Linked DNA regions of Homo sapiens: region 1 is linked to region 2. A link is an interaction called in ENCODE POLR2A ChIA-PET data of the cell type or tissue named here. Cell type or tissue: GM12878. All regions are shown on one strand. Each heading gives the region's core, and the rest is flanking DNA. Links, peaks and the distances in the headings are about the cores only.

Evidence for each region. ChIA-PET counts read pairs that join two places held together with the same protein. Peaks named below come from ENCODE experiments on the same cell type or tissue, not always from the same donor. Only the 100,000 strongest peaks of a DNase experiment are listed, where the experiment ranks them.
Region 1: POLR2A ChIA-PET joins it to region 2 with 5 read pairs; 3 of 35 experiments call an interaction of 5 or more read pairs at or near these places.

Annotation. Positions count from the first base shown.
Region 1 is chr5:140,030,998-140,036,371 of GRCh38, reverse strand. The region is part of intron 1 of NRG2 (neuregulin 2); the gene reads left to right. Among named protein-coding and RNA genes, the nearest start is that of NRG2, 9.6 kb to the left of the region's middle. In GM12878, for the core only: no CTCF peak of the experiment used is centred there; DNase peaks (open chromatin) are centred at 2,897 and 3,159; H3K4me3 peaks cover 209 bases; H3K27ac peaks cover 2,753 bases.
Region 2 is chr5:139,742,098-139,747,471 of GRCh38, reverse strand. It overlaps PSD2-AS1 (PSD2 antisense RNA 1), which reads left to right and starts at 1,249. Exons shown (of 3, transcript NR_105053.2): 1 at 1,249-1,278; 2 at 2,213-2,302. It also overlaps a transcript of PSD2 not described here. RefSeq lists enhancers at 732-1,379, 4,415-4,963, 4,964-5,374 and a silencer at 2,903-3,496. In GM12878, for the core only: no CTCF peak of the experiment used is centred there; a DNase peak (open chromatin) is centred at 2,197; H3K4me3 peaks cover 396 bases; H3K27ac peaks cover 294 bases.

The sequences.
Region 1 (5,374 bases), core at 120-5,119, 290 kb before region 2:
CATTCTGTACCCAGGCAAAGAGCTAGGAAGCTTTTGCCAGTCTGGGGTCAAAAGACAAATTTGCACTTATGGAGTGTGATTAATTGCTGCTAATCAGCTATAATGTTTTTGATAATTATGAAATGAAGTTAAATTAAGGAGCCTTCCTTCTCTGGCTAGTTGGGAGAGTGTGGCATATGAGCTCCATTCTACAGTAACATTCCCTTCCCACTTTGTATATGCAGGAAGATCCAAATGGCCTCTCCAGGGACCTTCTCTGGGACAGAGGCCTGACACTTCCGGAGCCTGTCAGCTCTGCTCTATGCCTCTGTTCAGGACCTGATTGTGCTGCTAGCCTCCTGAGTGTGGGGCAGGACTGGTGGTTAACATTTCATTTACCCTTGCAGATGTTTCTAGAGCAGCAGAGGCACAGGTACTGTAGAAAGTTTCTGTATTCTGCAAGCAACGCAGACCTCCAAGATGTGATGATCAGATTACTTTTTTTTTTCTCTCCCCAGAAACAGAATCCACAGTGGTTCTGTTTATCATTCACAGTTTCCTGCCCTGTGCTGAGGACACTGGCTCCCTTACACCTTCTTTCCCTGATCTGTTATATAAAGACTGAGGATCTGTCTTTGTCCTTTATGCTGGGATGTTTTACTTGGTCTTGATCTTGATATTGATCCAACTAACAGAAGCCAAGCTGAATTGACATTCCTCAGAATTGAATGAGAGGAAGGTCACAAAATGGCTAAACATCTGGTCCAGCCCATGCAAAAGTCAGGACATCATGAATTCTATTGTGACAGTGATGCAATTTGGTATCCCAAAAGTTTTATTACAAAAATAACTTTCTTTTAATTCAATCTTTTCAATGTTTGCTTCAACAAATATTTAAATATATATTCTGTGTAAAGAACAAGTTACTTTAGAGGAGCTGCATCAGATACAGTCACCATCATTGATGAGCTTACAATCATATAACAGTAATTTAACTTAGAATATGATAAACACTGTAAAATATGCCAACATAGTGCTTTTGGGAGGAGGAGAAGAGTCAAAAAGGAAAGAAAGATAATATCTGGTTAGAAGATTAAAGAAAGTTTCTTGGAGAAGTAGTTTGAGAAGGGTTTCCAATAATCAGAGATAGTTGAGGTGAGAGTAGTTTGGGGATAGAGATGAATCAATTGATTATTTCATGCAGCAAGAGCAGCATTCTCAGTAGCAGAGGGGGGATGTTTATGGAATAATAAAAAACAAAAAACAAAATGAAAGGGGAATGAAAATGAGGAGCCTGGAGAGGTAGATTAGGGTGATATTGTCTTCCTTTCTTTGCAGAGATAGGGTTTCGTCATGTTGCTCAGGCTGGTCTTGAACTCCTGAGCTCAAGTGATCTTCCCACTTTGACCTCCCAAAGTCCTGGGATTACAGGTGTGAGCCACTGCGTCCAGCCTAGGGTGATATTTTAATCAGTCTTGAATGCTAGACTGATTAATTATTCTTAATTATGTAAGTAGTATTTGAAGGCTTAGGTTAAAAGTAACTCAGTAACATTTTGTAGTTCAGTGAATGGGTCTTGCACATATTTCGTTAAATTTAGCTGGAAGTTTCGTGGTTTTTTTTGCTATGGTATTCTATTCATGTTATTATAAATGGTATTATTCATTTAATTTCATTTTTCAGTTACTCATTGTAGTGTGTAGAAATATCATTGTTTTGTTTTGTTTCATATATTGACTTTGTATGTTGTGACCTGAATACATTCACTTATTTGTTCTATTAACTTTCTTTTTGTATATTAATCGGGATTTTCTATGTACATAATTGTGTGGTCAATGAAAAAAAGACATTTATATTTTCCTTTCTAATCTGTTTCTCATTTGTTTCTTTTTCTTGCCTTATTACACTGGCTAGGACTGCCAAAGTGCAATGTTGAATAGAAGTGGTAAGAGCAGACATTCTTTTTCTATTCATGCAGAAAAACATTCAGACTTTCATGATTAAGTATGATTTTAGCTAAAAGTTTTTCATAGCTGCCCTTCCTTCAGAAAAAAAAAAAAAGTCGACCCAAAACTGTGTAATGACTAAGAGCTTGAGCTCTGGATGGACCCGGGTTTAGAAACCATCTTTTGTGGCCGGGCATGGTGGCTCACGCCTGTAATCCCAGCACTTGGGCAGGCCAAGGCAGGTGGATCATGAGGTCAGGAGATCGAGACCATCCTGGCTAACATGGTTAAATCCTATCTGTATTAAAAATACAAAAAATTAGCTGGGTGTGGTGTGCCACAGGCCTGTAGTCCCAGCTACTGGGGAGGCTGAGGCAGGAGAATCACTTGAACTTGGGAGGCAGAGGTTGCAGTGAGCCAAGATCGCGCCACTGCACTGCAGCCTGGGTGATAGAGCGAGACTCCATGTCAAAAAAAAAAAAAAGGAAACCGTCTTTTGCATTTTCCAGCTGGGTGATATTGGGCAAGTTACTTTCTGCATCTTAGTTTCCTGTAAAATGAAGATAGTGATGGCACTTTATAGAATTGCTATGAGTATTAAATGTAATAATGCATGTAAAATAATTAACATATCACTTGATTGAAAAATGTTAATTATTAACCAATGTGAGCAGGAAGACTAGGTAAATGAAAATATTAAGTTCCAGAAGCAGACCAGGGGGAGGCAAGAGGAAACAGTTTTATGAACAACTATGTTTTTCACCCAGATATTCCCATTTGTTTCAACTTGAGAGTTATTGGGCTGGATCTGGTGGAGGTGGTGGTGAGAAGAGAATGGGTTATGTGTGTGGTCACATTGTGGAGACACCCTTGTGAGTCCCAGGATATGAATGCTCATTCTGTGGAGATCCCAAGTAGCCCACAGATCTTGATGTGCTCATGGGTACGTGCTGGTCAATTTTTCGAGAAGACTGAAGATAGATACTGTTTTTCTCTGTTTCACAAATGGGAGGACTAAGACCCATACTCACAGTGTCTCTTTCAAACTCCCATCATACTGGTGGGGTGAACCAAGTTCTGGAGTCCTGCCAGGATTGCTCTTTGACTTCGGTAGGTCTTATCTTACATTTTTACTGTTGTCAGGAGAAGTTGCTGAAAGTCCCTGGAAAATGGCTGAAAGCTTCCTTATTTTCAGATAGGGTCCTTGACTCATCCTGCTTTGATTTGGGGGTTTCCAGGGTTGGGAGTGGGTTCACACTGAATCATTCATCCTTTTCTTGTTTCTGTAGTGAGTTGTAATATATCTGGTGGCTTCCCAAGGTCAGAGGAATAGAGATGTGATCATGTAACAGGTGACATTTTTTGAGTTTGTGTGATTTTATTTTTATTTTAAATAATTAATTGATATGTGAAACCTGATGAAAGTATGAAACTTACTCTTTAAGTGTTTGTAGGACAAAGACTGCTAATTATTTTACATGCATGATCTCATTTAATACCCATACAATTATATTAAGTGCTATCACTATCTTCGTTTTACAGAAAATGAAAACACAGAAAGTAATATATTTGGGGGTTCTTCCTTTAAATATTTGTTGTTTATTATTACCCCTCAGGTCCTTGGCTGGCCATCAATCCCCTGACCTCAAGAAGTAGTGTTTATTTTTTCTTATTCTTAAAGTCCTAGTATTTGTGGCCTATATTATGTATATAACACTTATCATTTAATGCCACACATTGCTAATTATCTTTTGATGGGCCAGTATCTTATCTCGTTTACCTGGTGGTAAGATCTTTAGGGGCAGTAATTTAAAATATGGTGAAGTTAATATTTGATTGCTGGTATTGCCAAGTAAAAAGGGAGCAGTGGGAGCATTTGCTTTCTCTACTGCCCACTTTTTTCCTAGACACATTTCAAGATTCATCAAATGACAGCCCAGGCTAAGGGACAACCATGGAAAGTACCTTTGGACATTTTGATGAGGGCGGAATTTTGCTTCTTGGTCATGTTTCAGTTCTATTTTTTTTTTCTCTCAATAGTCCATAGTTTCTTTATTTTCTTGCAAGTAATTGTCCTCTTTTATTGAGTTTTAGAATGATTTCTAGGTACTTTTCCTCATGTATGTCAATATTTTGGCTTGTGTTCTTTTTCTGTGTTTTGGTTAGTTGGCATTCTGCAAAATTTACCAGTTTCACTTGCCACCTGAGCTTTTTGGATATTCCTTATTCTGGTCTCTCACTGGAATGCCTAGCTACACTCTTAATCTGGCCTGTTCATGCTTCAGGCTGAATACCTTCAGAGGTAAGAGGTATGACCAGGTTCCTTTTCTGTAGTAAGCTGAGATCACGAATTAGGAGTAGCACCTTTTTGCCTAGTAGACAATTTGGGGGCTTCTGGAGGCCAGTGCTGGTCCTTTGATCACTGGTTTTTGTTTTGAAAGGGGGTGGTGGGAGCTCAATCCTTTCTCCTAATGTTTCTCCTTTGGCATGTTCATTCTTACACCATTCCCTTGAAATGAGGCATTTTCTGCCATGTCTGCTTGGCTGAAGTATTGGGTAGGGTGTGGGCTTCTCCTCCAGCTCCAAGTTCCCAAGGACTGTTAGACACCACCTTTCAGAAGGCTCTGGCACTCAGCATCCTTAAGTCTGAGTCCCTTCCACTGGTGCCTTTGGCCATAGGTATGATCTTAATACAGCACCTTGCCGCACTTGCTTAGACCAGCAATAGATTTCTTAAGCACTGCCCCACTGATGCCTCTTTTCTGGAGTTACTTTGTATGGCTTTAGAGAGGAGGGTTTATTTACCAGTCAGGATCGAACAGGTAGTGATTAAGCAGATGATCTGTCATGTCTGAATCCCTGTCTCTGGATGAGAGAAAACAGCAAGGCTGCATCCAGGGCAACTTTTCTAGCATTGTTATTGGTTGATTTGATTTTAGGGGAAAAATAGTGAAAATAAAAATTTTTTTAAAAGAAAGAAAGGAGTCTCAGACCATTACAGGATCCGGTTGTTACAGGCTGAATCCAAGGCCCATAAGTGAAGAGTTTCTTTTAAAGGACTCTGGGACTTCCAAAGACAGCCTGTCAGACTGCTTACTGTTGGTTGGTTTCTTTTTCACAGTCTGTTTGTATGGGTTTTACTTCTGACCCTCTCTTACCTGAGGCTTCACCTCTCCCACTTCATCCCACCTGGCTTCCTTCCTTTCTGCTTAGGCCTGCTGATAGAATTGCTCTTCTCTGAATGTAACATCCGTTCTTCAGCCCCCATTGTCAAGAATCAGGAAAATTTCCAGAAATTTTTGGTATAAAATTCCCAACTCTTCCTTAGACCTCAGGTCTGACAGGCCTAATGGGGAGGTAGGCATAATCCTGGGATAGGATGAGGGTGGGACCAAATCCAGTAAATCTGGCTGAGTTTCCCTTAGGTTGGATTCTTTTGGACATAACAT
Region 2 (5,374 bases), core at 165-5,164:
CAGCCCCCAGCCCCCGCCCGGTCACCTCCGCCAAGCTGGCAGCTGGGCTTTCCCCCTCCTCTGCCATCCGCAGAGGCCTGAAGCGTGAAGGTTAACAGCTGGGGGGGAGGCTGCGTCTCCCTCTCTCACCCCCGCTCTGCTGCAGCCCCGCCCACCTGCCAGCCCAGGGGATGTCGTAAACAGGGCTGTGAGGTGTGTGTGTGTGCGGGGGGTTGGGGGTAACTGAAGGGGGGGAGACAAGAGAGAGTCAGACAGACAAAGAGAGGAACGAAAATGAGCAAGAGGCGAGCGGAGACCTGAGCAGAGACTGAGGGACAGAGACAGCTAGAGACAGAGACAGGCAGAGAAAGAAATGGAGATGGAGATGTGGAGATAGACACGGAGACACCCAGAGAGAGAAGGGAGGGAGGAGGAACCTCAGAGCCAGAGAGGAGACACACAATGAAAGTGGGAGGAGGGCGAAGGACCGGGCGAGGGGACAGGATACTGGCAGAAATGCAGGCTGCCTCGAGCTGCGGACGACCGTGGAGGGTGGGGACGAGCCGAGGTTGGGAGCAGGGTGCGACCCTGGGCTACCCTCACTCCTGCACCCACCACCAGGGCTGGGAGCCAGAGCGAGGGAGCGTCGCTGCCCCTGGGTGCGCCCTCCATCGCTACGCCACTTGCCCGCCTCGGCTTCCCCGGGAGCGCTAGATGAAGGGAATGGCGGGGTTGGGGAGCCGTGGGGGTCAGGGGGTGCTGCGCGGCCATCACACTGCCGCAAAGCCAGCCTGTCTAGCAGCCTCCCTCGCGCATCAGTCCAGCGGGCAGATATCGATCCCGCCCAGCCAAGCTCTATACTCGCGGCCTGCAGCCCGTTCTGTGGCGGTCCTACAAAGAAGCGGGGGTGCCTCACTTCTCGGGCCTCCCCCGCGGGGGATTCTGTACCAGAATAACACCCCCGGGGCCAGGGTCAGGGCGGCACACTCGCCCCCGCCTGTCCCAGCGCGATCCCATTCGGCGGGCCCAGGTAGCCTGCGGCAGGGAGAAGGCTCGGGTGACCCCCCAGCCCCGCCTTCTGCAGGGCGCGCGAGGCCAGAGGAAAAAATCTTCGCTGAGTTGATGAAGTTGAAGTTTCGTTCAGGGCGTGAAGGAGACAGCCAATCAGCGGGCCGTTATTTACATGGGCTCTCTGATTGGCTCTCACGGTGCCTCTTTAGAATGTTACTTTGAGACCTTCACAGAACGAAAAGCCCCCCGCTGGGGGTGGGGGAAGGCTCAGAAGCTCCAAGGTTTCATGTAGGGCTCCCCAGGCCAAGCTTTGAGGGAAGATGGGGAGCTTAGATATAGTTTTGTCCAGCTTTCACGATACAAATGACCAACTTGAGTCTGGAGAGACAGAGAGGTGGAGCTTGGCCTGGATCCAGGAGATGAGTTCGGCCTAGCGCTCTGCAGTGGGCCCACCACCCCTGATACCTAGACGTGTGGTCACCTTGGCGGTGGGGAGGAGGGGCTTGGTCCTGGCAACCCCTCTCATCCAATAGCAAGAGAGGGGCTGATTCAATGGTTTGAGGGGGCAGGAGCAGGTAAACCTGGCGGTGTCGGTCTTGTTTGTGACCGGACAGTGTGGGTGGTACCATCATGTTGGAAACCCCGCAAATAATGCAGCCCCAGAGGCAGGCCAGGCTGACCCTGAGGTCATGTTTCACTTGACAGCCTGGGCAGGCACACGTGAACACAGGAGACCCCCAGGCGGGGGCCTCGGGGCCTCAAGAAGTGGGTTTGCTCTGAAGGGAGTGGCACTGGGCAACCCGCAGCAGCTCCGCACTGCCCCGCACCCGCACTACCGCATCCAGCAGACACTGAGTCACTCTTGGGGACGGGGGCGAAGTCAGGACATTGGCAGCTAGGAGCAGAGAAGTTCTCTCAGAAGGCCTCCACCCTGCCTTCCCCACTGCGTCGGCCCCGCCCACCCATGCTGGGAAAAGGGCCCCCTGGGGTTGCCATTCGCAAATCCTGCCCAGTCTCCTGGCCCACACTCCTCCCCAGGCGACTCAGCATAGATGACTCAGGACTTGGAGTGGGGCTGTTAATGGGCAAATGTGGTGGTAGGGGGGCCTGAGTGTGTGGCCGAGGCTGGAAAGTCCCTCCACCATCTGCCTGTGGCAAATTGAGGGACAGGTAGGAGAATTCACTCTAGTGGGGTTCTAACCCTGCCCCAATTCTTTCACAGTGACACAGCCTGGAGACCCAGCTCTGTCACTCAACTCTACATAGCCTTCACCCAGAGCCTGACAGTGTATATGAACAAGAGGCTGTGCCTGTGAGTACTTGCGTGCCAGCAGCTGGCCTTGTGACATGCCCCTGTGGGACCTTGGGCTGCAGCATCAAGTGCTAGGGCAAACACCTTGTTTGCAGAAGACCCAAGGACCCCACAGCCAGTGCCAGGACAGCTAAGAGACTCCACCACCTGCCACCCCCCAGAACTTACCCTGCTAATGAACCAAACTTGCTGTGTGACTTTGAGTGCAGCTCGCACATCTCTGGGCCTCAAACTTCTCTGTAAAACCATGCCCTCCTGAATGTACCATTCCCAGTGGTGGCAGCTGCAGAGAAATCACAATAGCAGGGGCAGGGTCCAAGAAGGGCCTGAGAAGCTGGTTCAGCCTGTGGTCTGGGAGCCAAGTGGGGCAGGGACAAGATTGCCAAGTCCCACGGTTCTCACCAATTCTCATAATCTCATCTCTCCTCTTGTCTTCCTGCCCGCCTCATAAATAGCAGGAGGCTGGGCTGGGTCTGGGGCAGGAGCGGGGAGCTGCATGTGTGCATTTGTGTGTGTGTGTGTACACACACATGGGGAGGGTGTGAGAGCCTTCCCCCCACCCCCGCCGCTGCCACCATCGTGCTCTGAGAAGCTGAGATAATCCCTCGCCATCTGTCTTGTGTTGCTAACCCACTCAGCCGGACAGCTGCCCGGGCCACAGCTCTACAGGCGAGCAGGCGGGGGAATGAGGGGCATGGGGGGAGCTAGCCAACTCTGAGGACCAGGCAGCAGGGACACTCAGTCCTCCCATCCCAGAATACCCCTGCTCTAGAAAGGGAAAGTAAAGTCAGAGAGGGGACAGGCAGGACTTCCCCCATTCCTGCTTCTGAACCTGGGAAGGATTGGAGGAGTGGAGACCATTCCCTGGTCTGGGAGTTGGAGGCCGAGCCTCCCAGAATGCAGGAAGGTGATACAGGATCACCGTCTAGCTTATGTTGTTATGAGCCCACACAGATCACTGTGATGGGAGGGGTGCAGTAGGACAAGTCAGGCCTTCTGGGCGCAGGGAAGGGAAGAAGGGGTCGTCTCATACTTCCCCAGCCTCCAGACAGGCCAGTGTCCCAGGCCTCCAATGGTCAACTTCCCAGAGCCAGGAGGAGAAGGCAGGCTTCTAGGATTTGGGGTGGATAATGCTTAGTGTACAGGCCCATTGTTCTGATGAGGAAACTGAGGCTCAGAGAGTGAAGTGACTTGCCCCAGCTCACCCCATGAGTGGAGGAGCTGGAACTTGGACCAGACATCAGGCTCCAGCAGCCCTAGCTCTGCAGCCTGTTCTTTCTGCCTGCTCCCCATCATCAAGCCCCTCACCCTGCCTCACCTTCCCAACTTGTGGCTATCCCATCCTGGGGCTCTGATGTTCTGTCAGCTGAAGCCCAGCAACCAGACTCTCAGCAGTATGGTCCCAATGCAGTCCAGGGGATTTCAGCCATGACAAGCAGAGCCTGAGGAAGGATGAAACTGTGCACTCAGTGTGGGCTCCCACCCTCCGCCCCTTCCCTGTCAATCATCTTTCACCTCTCCCACACAATTAGCATGCTTCCACACACATGCACTCTCAAATACAGATCGTACACACTCATGTGATCACACAGACAGGTCCTCACTCACAAAAAGACATAAACAGTCACACCTACAGGGATTGAAACATACAATCTTACAGATACAAAGGCAAACTCAGACAGCCTCTCACCTCCTCACACCAACACGCAGACCCCAGCACTCACACCAAACACACATTCCACCCCCACAACCTCCACACACTGCAGGCTCCCAGTTCCTAAATCTCACCAGCTTCCAACCTCCCAGGTTCTCCATCTTACCCCACACGAAGCAGTAACCCTCCAGGGTCAGTGCGTTGGTAGGAGTGGGTACCAGAGAGACGTCTGCTCTGTCCTTCCTGCCTATGGGTGAGGGCCCTCCAGCAAGGTGCTGGTGAGCCTCCATACCCTCCCCATCCCCCAAGACTTTGGAGAGCTTCCACCTGGCCACAGATCCAAGAGAACAGTCCTCACCTCTTGCCCACAGGGGCTCGCAGCTCTCCTAGGCCCAGGAGGAGGAAAGGGACCAAGGGGAGGCAACTGCTTCTCTTCTGAGGGTCTCAGCTTGCCGGGAAATGACACATACCGAAATAATCTGACAGTGTTCTGAGCCCCCACAGGGCCACAGACTCCAAGTCCTCTTCATGATCCAACCACTACATACCTTTTTTCCTAAACTGCTGCTTCTCTGCTTTTTCCCCACTCCAACCAGCCCTTAAGGGACTGTAGAAGCAAAGGTGAGCTGACCCCCTCCCACTCCAGGCTGGAATTTGGCTCTCAGATCACTGTATTCTCTTGAGCCAGAGGGAGCTCCTCCCTGAGCCCGGCTCCCCCGCAGCTAAGGAGAGCCCAGGCTCCAGATACACTCACACACTCATTCACACACAATGTGGCACACTCACACCTGCACTCATGTAGATGCTCACCTGCACACATCCTCATGCACGTTCACAGCCACACTCACACACGCACTCACACTGTCACCCCCTCCTGCTCTCACATGCTCACTGTCACTCTCATGCTCAGTCACACCTCGCCCTATCACACTCATGGCCCTACCTGAGCAGGCTGAAGCTCGGGGGCCCTGAGGTCCATAGATCACTGGCAGAGGCCTAGAGTCTGGTGTTGACAGCCTGGTTGCACAGGGAGAGGGGAAGGGCTGCCACTGAGGCCTGGAGGGTCTTGAATAATTCAGGGTGGTGGTGGCGGTGGTGACCGCAGCCTGTCAGCTGCAGGGAAAGGCTGGTGGCTAGATTGTTCCGGGAAGCTCGCTCCTGGTGGTTTGAGGAGAGTCAGCCCAGTTTGAGGGCTCACTGAACACACAAAGCACTTTTCCCACACGCTTTCAAGGCACGTTGTCACATGGGCCTGCACAGCAGGCATCACGGCCCCGTTTTACAGGTGAAGAAACTGAGGCTTTCATGAGGGAGAACTCACAGCTATCAAGCAGGGGCCTCCAGGCTCCCACCCACACTCCTCTCCCCCATACCCACATATACCCTGGAGAGAGCTTCCTCTGATCATCGTGCCCAGA